Linked DNA regions of Homo sapiens: all the other regions are linked to region 3. A link is a contact called in ENCODE Hi-C or POLR2A ChIA-PET data. All regions are on one chromosome and are shown on one strand. Each heading gives the region's core, a stretch centred on a gene start or an enhancer-like site at or near the end of the contact. The rest is flanking DNA. Distances are from core to core; before and after follow the strand shown. Region 1 overlaps ATP10A (ATPase phospholipid transporting 10A (putative)). Region 2 has its middle 65 kb from the start of LINC02250. Region 3 overlaps ATP10A (ATPase phospholipid transporting 10A (putative)).

Region 1 (2,700 bases), core at 173-2,672, 46 kb after region 3:
ACTTGGATGGGAGACACAATTTAAACATTTTTAAGTGGATATAAACCAACTCTGAGAATTGACTGAGAAGAAATGAAATAATCATCAAGTTGAACATAGACCAGAAATCTGGCACCTTTCAGTACAAGTACATAAAGTCTCCCTCGCCAGTAATTCGTGAGGGCACTGCCATTCTGATCGTCATCACCATCAACATAATTACAAGTTTGGGGAGGCTTGCCAAATGCCAGGCATTGTGCTAAGTGCCCTACAATTATCAGGCAACCCTGCTAGAAAGTCAGTTTTTGCACCACCTTCAACTTAGGATCTTTAAGTATCGTGCCCAAGGTCACAGTGGTCTTGGAGTGACAGACTGGAGCTTTCTTGGCCTCTGAGCTATCAGCTCAACCATCAATACCTGCAGAGACAATCTGGCATTAACAGAAAAAGATTGTACAAGTAAGCCAGAAAATGTGTAACAGATTCTATAGAAACGTCCCCCAAAATTTAAATTGCTTTTTATTTTTTATTTTTGAGACAGAGTTCTGCTCCTGTCATCCAGGCTGGAGTGCAGTGGCGGGATTTTGGCTCACTGCAACCTCCACCTTCTGGGTTCAAGCGATTCTCCTGCCTCAACCTCCCAAGTAGCTGGGATTACAGGCGTGAGCCACTGCACTCGGCCTTAATTGCTTTTTAAAGTTCTAAGTTTCCAAAATTTAAGTTTTAGTATTTTGAAAACATGCTTCAGCTCAACATACCTTAATCTGATCATAGATACCCTCTTTCCATCTTCAGCAATGCCTGTGGATGTGGGCTTACCAGAGCCCACTCAAAAACAGAGTAAAAAATCAGGAGCGAGCCCGGGGACTTAGTGCTAGTTCTTCTGATTAATAAATATGAGACTTTTGGCAAGTGAAGAGAGGGCATTTGGACTCGGATCTCCGGGGTCTCTGTTGCCCTATAAGTCCACAATCCTGTAGGATGCAGAGATGGTTCCAATGAATCCCTGTGCTTGGGATGACAGACTCACTATTGCAGAAACAGCATCACCTGCAAAAGTGCTGCCCACACATGCCAGCCTCAAGCTGAAGCACTGCCCTCTGCATCTCTGCTGCAGCACCCCAGCATCTCAGACAAAAGGAAGCAGACACCGTGAAGGGTTCGCCCACTGCAGAGCAACATGTTCAAATAAATATCTCACCGGCAAGAAAGAAAGTGCTCACAGTTTCTGTTGTTGTCTTACAGATATTTCTGAAACTTCTTTGGGCAAAGTGATTTGACCTGACTAGGTGGAAAGAAAGAGGCAGGACAGTGGTGCAACAGAGAGCCCTCCAGCCCTGCCCCTGAACTTGCGTTTCTGCTAGAGACCGCAGCAGCAGGTGCTCCAGGGATGCCCAGAGCCCTGCGGCATGCTTCTGTTTCCTCCTGATGCCTGGGACCTCCTCCTGGTAGAACAGCTGTGTCCCCTCTTCAACCACATGGGGGAGGCGTGTGTCTAATTCAGCAGTGCCCAGATTGCTACTTGAATGAATGGTTTGATTCACAGGGGAGATTCTGTTACCAACCTTGTATTTCACATTTGTATTAAGTGAATTGCTACTAAGTACTCAACAAAAGCAAATACAGATGTCCTCCATCTTGAAACAGCAGTGATGTTGGAAAGGGCATTTACAGTCCATTAAAGAGGATACTGTTATTTTTTTTCTATCATAAAAAAACTAAAGTAAAGAGGTTCATATTGCTTCAGCCATTGGGTGAGCACACAGCACAGGTGCACACTTGGGTCATCTGCAGGTCTGCTGCCAGCAGGGACCCTGCCTAACGCTCCAGGTGGAAATCTGTGAGTGAGGCCACCTGTCTGGGTCTCTGGATGATGTGGGCAGAGAGAACCCTGGTGAGAGAATGCACAGAGAGCAGGGGCCAGCACCTGCCAGCCAGGCAGGGCCACCGCCTGCACCAGCAAGAAGACGTGGAAAACACACACACTCCCGTCTTCTGCATCTGGATCCCGTTCTGAAAACGCCCTTTGCATTTCCCTTCATGATACTCCCAGGTCACAAGGAGGGTGAGGTCCCCCTGGTTCACTTCCAGCCTTGACATCACGCCTGGACATGGTCCTCGAAGGCTCTCAGTGACAAACACAACACCTCTGTCTACCTGGCTTTGGTCTCGCCACCTGCTATGGGCCTGTTTGTCCCTGGACTGAATGATCCCCGTCTGATCACAGAAGTTTTCCACCTTAACAAAGCCTTGGAGACAGCTGCTGCCCTACAGAATGCAATCCTCATCCCGTGCAACAGCAAAGCTCTGCTCAGGGTCACTGCGCTGACCTCCTCGGCTACCATCCCTCCCAGCACCCATTCCTGCCACGCAGGGAACCCTGAGGAAGCCCAAACCTTTCTGCATGGCTTCCTCTGTCTTGCCATCCTACAGCATCAGGCGAAGTGCCCTTCATTTAGCATTTCAGGATGTTGTCTTTTCTGGAGAAGCCTTCCTGACGGCCCCCTGGTAGGGTAGGCAGGTGCCACAGCTCCGAACTTGCTTAGTCCCCATGCAGACATCAAACCCCGTGCTTCCTGGGTGTGGCTGGAGCTGGCTCCCATTCCTCCTTCACTAGACCACAGGTTCCCTGAGCACAGGTACTCTGTGCCCTTGAGACCATCACAGTGCCTGGCACACACATGGTCAGAGGGTGACGAATGCTTATTTCAGAAGGATCTC
Region 2 (2,725 bases), core at 82-2,581, 50 kb before region 3:
ACAACACACACGGGGTCTTCTTTTTAAAAAACAGAACAATCAATACTTGCTATCAAAAAATAGAAGCTACACACTTAAATAAAAGATGTTGCCCATGGAGTCCCTAAAATTGTCCCGTGCGTCAGCGGCTGGGTGCACACCACACTCTGCGAAATGGTGATGCTAGGCCTCTGGCCCTTTCCTGGAATTCGCAGCCCCTCATGAGGAGCCCTTTGGAATGAGAGGAAAAATAAGCATGTGGACATGCCCTAGCCGAGGAGTGTTCTTTTAGTATCTGCCAATTGAGAAAATAGACAACGTACAAAGCTACTATTCAGAATGAATTCACCTTATGTTAATGAAATGGCCCTCTGCAGATGGCCTGGTGCACTAACCCTCCCTTCCATCTGCAGAGGGCCTGGTGCACTAACTAATTTGAAGCCACTTTGCAACTCTGTGGCTTCCTGGGGTCGGCAACTCACAGTTGGGAATTCCTGGTTTAGGGGAAAGAGCCAAGACCCCCTTTGTTCCATTGTGTGGACTTGAGCATTTTGCCTTCTAGCTGGTTTTAGGTTCCCCTGACTATGAAATAGGCATAAAAGCCCCTGCGTTTTTTTTTTTTAAACCTCACAGATGTTATTTTTGTGAAGACAATGGAAAACACTATTCTTCCACTCTGGGCAACATGGTGAAACCCCGTCTTTACCCAAAATACAAAAATTAGACAGGCATGGTGGAACTCACCTGTAGTCCCAGCTATTTGGGGGCGGGATGATGGGGAGGGCCGTTGAGGCAGGAGAATTGCTTCAGCCAGGGAGGCAGAGATTGCAGTGAGCTAAGATCATGCCACTGCACTCCAGCCTGGGTGACAGAGTGAGACTCTGTCTCAAAAAAGAAAAATAAAAAAAGGAAGAAAGAAGGAAAGAGAAAGAAAGAAAAAGAAAGAAAGAGGAAAAAGAAAGAAAGAAAGAGGAAAAAAGAAGAAAGAAAAAGAAAGGAAGAAAAAAGAAAGAAAGAGAAAGAAAGAAAGAAAGAAACTATTCTAAAGAGGAGAAAAATCATATTTCTAAATGCAAATTGTCAATATAACCCTTTCCATGAAATCTCAGAAGAAGCTAGGACTCCTGGGAGACAAAGAAGAAAGAAAATATGAATGGAAACATCATGGGAAGGCCAGTGATCAGTGATGGAGACACTGACCACAAGAGCCCCAGTGACTCAGCTCCTTAATAATCACCAGGCCCAGGAGCCCAGGAAGTTGAGACCACATGTGATGTGGAGGAAACTCGGCAGCATTGGGCTTAGGCGCCTGGCTCCGGGCACTGAAGGGAGGGCTGCAGAGATCATGGGGACAGGCCATTCCTCTTCTCCCAAGGACAGTCTGTGTTACTGCGGAAACGGGCCAGGGCTGCCCTTGAAGTCCTTGGAAATCACACCAGGAATGGCCTGACCACACTGGGCAGGAGGGAGAAGAAAAGGAAGCCCAGGGACTGGGCGGAGAGGGAGAGAGCCTGCCGCAAGGGCTTCAGGGCAGGAGGGGGCTTCTCATTCCCCGCTCAGCTCCTGGAACAAAGGAAAGCCCCGCCCTGCCGCCCTCACTCAGTCCCGTGTTCTATTTAAATCCTGTGCCCCATTGCAAGACTGCATTCAGTCTGCATGAGCCTTAGTTTCATAAAAGCCCCCTCACACCGAGGGGACAATGTTCAGAACTAAATGACTGCAGGTGAGCAATTCTCTGTATTATACAAACTGGGACCAAAGATGACTTTATAATAGTGGCAAGAGACAATCAGGCAGACTGGGAGGACCTTATAAATAGATTATAAGGCTGTGGTGAGTTTATTTTAACTTAAAAAAAAAACCTTCTTTTCTGGTATACCATAGTGAAAATGTAACAGTGTCTGGATGATCTATTGCAAAAAAAATTATCCTTTGTTTCTTGATTTTTTTTCTTTTTAATTCAAAAGCCCCAAATTTCTGAGTTTCCATGTTGAGGATAAAACTCCTTTTAGAAAAATTCTAAACTTGGAAAATAGTGAGGCCCTGATTAAAATGGCAGCTCATTTGGAAAAAACCAGAAAACAGCCCATTTGCTTTCCTGATGTCATCATCACCAGCAAGCATTTCTTGAGCTTTGGTTTGATACACAGACTGGGCCCAATAGAGCCGCTGGGCATGGAGGTGAGGCCGGTCCTCTGCATCCCTGAAGAAGGCAGTCTGTATATGCACAACTGTGCAGGCAGCACACTGAGGACACATTGGATCCTTTGGGATGTCTTCTGGGCTTTCCACTTAGAGTCAAACAAAAAGGCAGCAGGAGTACAGAGAGCTGGCTAGTCCCTTCCCCTATGTGAGGACCCAGTGAGAAAGTGCTGTCTATGGACCAGACGATGGGCCCTCACCAGACAGCAAACCTGCTGTGCCTTGATCTTGGACTTCCCAACATTCAGAATGGTGAGAAATACATTTCTGCTCTTTATAAGCCACTGAGTTTATGGTATTTTGTTATAGCAAATGGACTAAGATAATGACTTAACACTGGAACAAGCTGGCAAACGTGTGGTATGCACATGTGTGTGTGCGCTTATGTGTCCATGTGCATGTATGTGTGTTTATGTGTATCTGTGTGTGTGCACACATGTGTGTGCATATGCGCTTGTGTTTTGAGATGGAGTTTCGGTCTTGTTGCCCAGGCTGGAGTGCAGTGGCGGGATCTTGGCTCACTGCAACCTCAGCCTCCTGGGTT
Region 3 (2,700 bases), core at 94-2,593:
ATATGGTATGCAACGATGCTCTCTACATTATAAACCACTGGGCACTAGGAGTAGGTCACATTGATGCTTTAACGCATTCTTTCTTTCTTTCTTTTTCTTTTGAGACAGGGTCTCACTCTGTCACCCAGGCTAGGTGGGAGTGCAGTGGCATGATCATGGCTCACTGCAGCCTCAACCTCCTGGGCTCAAGTGATCCTCCCACTTCAGCCTCCTGAGTAGGTAGGACTACAGGTACATGCCACCACACCCAGCCAGGTTTTGCATTTTTAGTACAGATGGGGTTTCGCCCACCATGTTGCCCCAGCAGTTTTTTTTTTCTTTTTTTGAGACAGGGTCTCTCACTCTATTGCCTAGGCTGGAGTGTAGTGGTGTGATCACGGTTCACTGCAGCCTTGACCTCCTGGGCTCAGGTGAGCCTCCCACCTCAGCCTCTCAAGTAGCTGAGACTGCAGGTGTGTGCCACCACACACAGCTAATTTTTTTTATTTTTTGTAGAGATGGGGACTCACTATGTTGCCCAGGCTGGTCTCAAACTCCCGGGCTCAAGTGATCTTCCTGCCTTGGCCTCCCAAACTGTTGAGATGACTGGTGTGAACCACGTGCCCAGCCATGTGCTGATGTTCTTATGGGTCATTACTTTCCCGTTTTCTTTTGAGATTCCATTCTGTGTTTCCTTTTCTTTTTAATCTGCCAAGGATTTCCTTCCACTTCTTCAGGAATACCAGACACCAGTGGCTACGCGGCTGAGGCAGGCACTGGCCAGGCCAGGGAAACATCATTCACGTCTTACTGTGTACTGTGGCCTTTCAGGGCTGACGTTGTCCTCGTGCTCCCAGGGAAGGACGCTGACGCTCAGAGGAGGAGGCTGGGACAGGGGTGGTGCAGGTCAGCCTGAAGACCGTTTCCAGCTCCTCAGGGAAACCTGAGGGCCACCCCAGGCACATGAAGGCAAAGATGGCCTCAGGACAGGCCATGGCTGTTAGGTTCCCCGGGCCTCCTGAACACGTGCCCTGTGCCCACTCTCCTTAGCGGTTACTGGCCTCAGGGTGTGTAGGGCAGGGTCCCCATGACGACCGTGTTCAGGCCAGTGCTCGCTCTCCTCACTGCCACTGTAACCCAGGCTCAACAGCGGTCTCCTCTGGCCAGGTGAGGTGCCCACTGTGAACAGGCAGCAATCTCCATGTCAACAAGCAGGGGCTGTCACAGACCTTTTGCAGAAAATACTGCCAACACTGGCTGATTGATTGGCGAGGGTACTTGATTTCTGATCCAGTTCTCACCTAGGAGTAGATTCTATTTACAGGGAGGCCCAATTGTTGGCATGTGGGGGTCACGGCCACTGCTTCCTTCCTGGCCCTCACCAGGAGGTGGTGCTGCTGAGCCCCTGAACCTGTGCTAGAGACTCTGCCTGCACTAGAAGTGGGCAGAGAGGATGTCCTGGAAGGAGGCGAGTGGCCACCATCCCCTCCCTGGAGAGGAGCAGACAGGGCTCTCCAGGCCAACAGTGTCTGCCAGGAAAAACCACCATGAGAAACACAGTCCTTAAATAACTGGTGTAAAACTGAGCAGTGATGCGTATCTGATGATGGACTTATTTACTCAGAAGCCTGTCCCAGAACCATCAGCACAGCTGACAGGAGGCAGTGGGAATTCTGGTCACCAAGCCTCTGGGCCCTTAGGGCGTTACAAAGCCTTGGACACCCGGAGGCTCATGGTGACCAGAAGCAGCTGCAAAGGACCTTCTAAGTTGGCCTGGGCTAAGGCTGAGTGTGTAGTGCCCTCTGCTGTGGCCAGGACAGACTGGGACAGGCAGGTCTCTTGTGTGCTGTCTCCTGAGAAACAGGGTAAGCTCCATCTTGTTGCCGTAAAGCAGCACCGGATTACTGACCTTGCAGCATGAACCTGTAACTCTGCTACTCTCTTTTGTGGCTTTCCAATGTAAACTTTACCTTCGGAACATGTTGCCTGCTCTATCACACTGGGTGTGATTTTACACACAGAAAGAAAGGTGAGGAAGTGTTTTCCCATCTCGTGGTGTAGCATGGAAGGGTAGAGGAAGTTTGGGTCCAGCTGGGAGGAGGCCGTCTGGCCAGCTGGGATACTTGCCTATGGCCAGGGTCATGGCCTTGAGCTTGCTCCGCACCAGCTTCACCACCATGCTCTTCTGCAGAGGCGTCGACCGACAGCAGAGGACGGAGCGGCACTGCTTGGCAAGGAAGAGGAATTTGTCCTCCAGGTTTTTCTCGAGAGCGTAGGCCAGGCTTCTCCCATCGATCACGAGGCTGGGTCTGCGGCCAGAGGCAGTGGACGTGGAGGGTGGGCAGAGAGAGGAGAACCTCATGCTCACTTTGCCCTTGGTCTTCTCAGGGGCTCTCTGGAGGCCTCTGGACTGCACGTAGCATAGGCACTGGTCTAGCAGGGCTGCACACGCCTCCTGAAAGGGACATGAGAGGACAGCGCAGTTCCCTCAGAGTCATGCCACAAACATCCCCGCCCTGGCTCAACACCTCTGGAGCTGACATCCTTCCGGGCTCCAGGCTGCAGTACCCGCCTGCCCAGAGGCCACCCTCCAGAAACTGTGAAGTTCAGCCGGAGAGGATGACTTTCCCCAGAGAAGAGACTGAATTGGTGGCCAGGCACCGTGGGTGGCTCACTCCTGTAATCCCAGCACTTTGGGAGGCCGAGGCGGGTGGATCACGA

What was found. Hi-C counts contacts between places; a loop is a spot of excess contacts on that map. ChIA-PET counts read pairs that join two places held with the same protein, here RNA polymerase II (POLR2A). Pooled maps may share reads with other maps.
Region 1: a loop to region 3 is called in a map of dorsolateral prefrontal cortex, with 8 times the contacts of the local background. The contact joins two enhancer-like sites. A Hi-C loop is called at or near these places in 1 of 168 maps with a recorded cell type or tissue (dorsolateral prefrontal cortex), 1 of 37 single-sample maps with no recorded cell type and 2 of 50 pooled maps. POLR2A ChIA-PET finds 5 or more read pairs at or near these places in 4 of 52 experiments (IMR-90, T-cell, activated T-cell and 1 more).
Region 2: a loop to region 3 is called in a map of GM12878, with 4 times the contacts of the local background. The contact joins two enhancer-like sites. A Hi-C loop is called at or near these places in 5 of 168 maps with a recorded cell type or tissue (Caco-2, GM12878, Right ventricle myocardium inferior and 2 more). POLR2A ChIA-PET finds 5 or more read pairs at or near these places in 2 of 52 experiments (B cell and BJ).

Annotation. Positions count from the first base shown.
Region 1 is chr15:25,738,574-25,741,273 of GRCh38, forward strand. All of the region lies in intron 2 of ATP10A (ATPase phospholipid transporting 10A (putative)), which reads right to left. It also overlaps the pseudogene RNA5SP390. Among named protein-coding and RNA genes, the nearest start is that of MIR4715, 110 kb to the right of the region's middle. Within about 2 kb of position 1,423, at least 2 of the 41 ENCODE cell types and tissues checked have a DNase peak (open chromatin) inside an H3K27ac peak, as active enhancers do.
Region 2 is chr15:25,642,885-25,645,609 of GRCh38, forward strand. No RefSeq gene overlaps it. Among named protein-coding and RNA genes, the nearest start is that of LINC02250, 65 kb to the left of the region's middle. RefSeq lists an enhancer at 1-943. Within about 2 kb of position 1,332, at least 2 of the 41 ENCODE cell types and tissues checked have a DNase peak (open chromatin) inside an H3K27ac peak, as active enhancers do.
Region 3 is chr15:25,692,713-25,695,412 of GRCh38, forward strand. It overlaps ATP10A (ATPase phospholipid transporting 10A (putative)), which reads right to left. Exons shown (of 21, transcript NM_024490.4): 14 at 2,107-2,434. Among named protein-coding and RNA genes, the nearest start is that of LINC02250, 120 kb to the left of the region's middle. RefSeq lists an enhancer at 2,468-2,700. Within about 2 kb of position 1,344, at least 2 of the 41 ENCODE cell types and tissues checked have a DNase peak (open chromatin) inside an H3K27ac peak, as active enhancers do.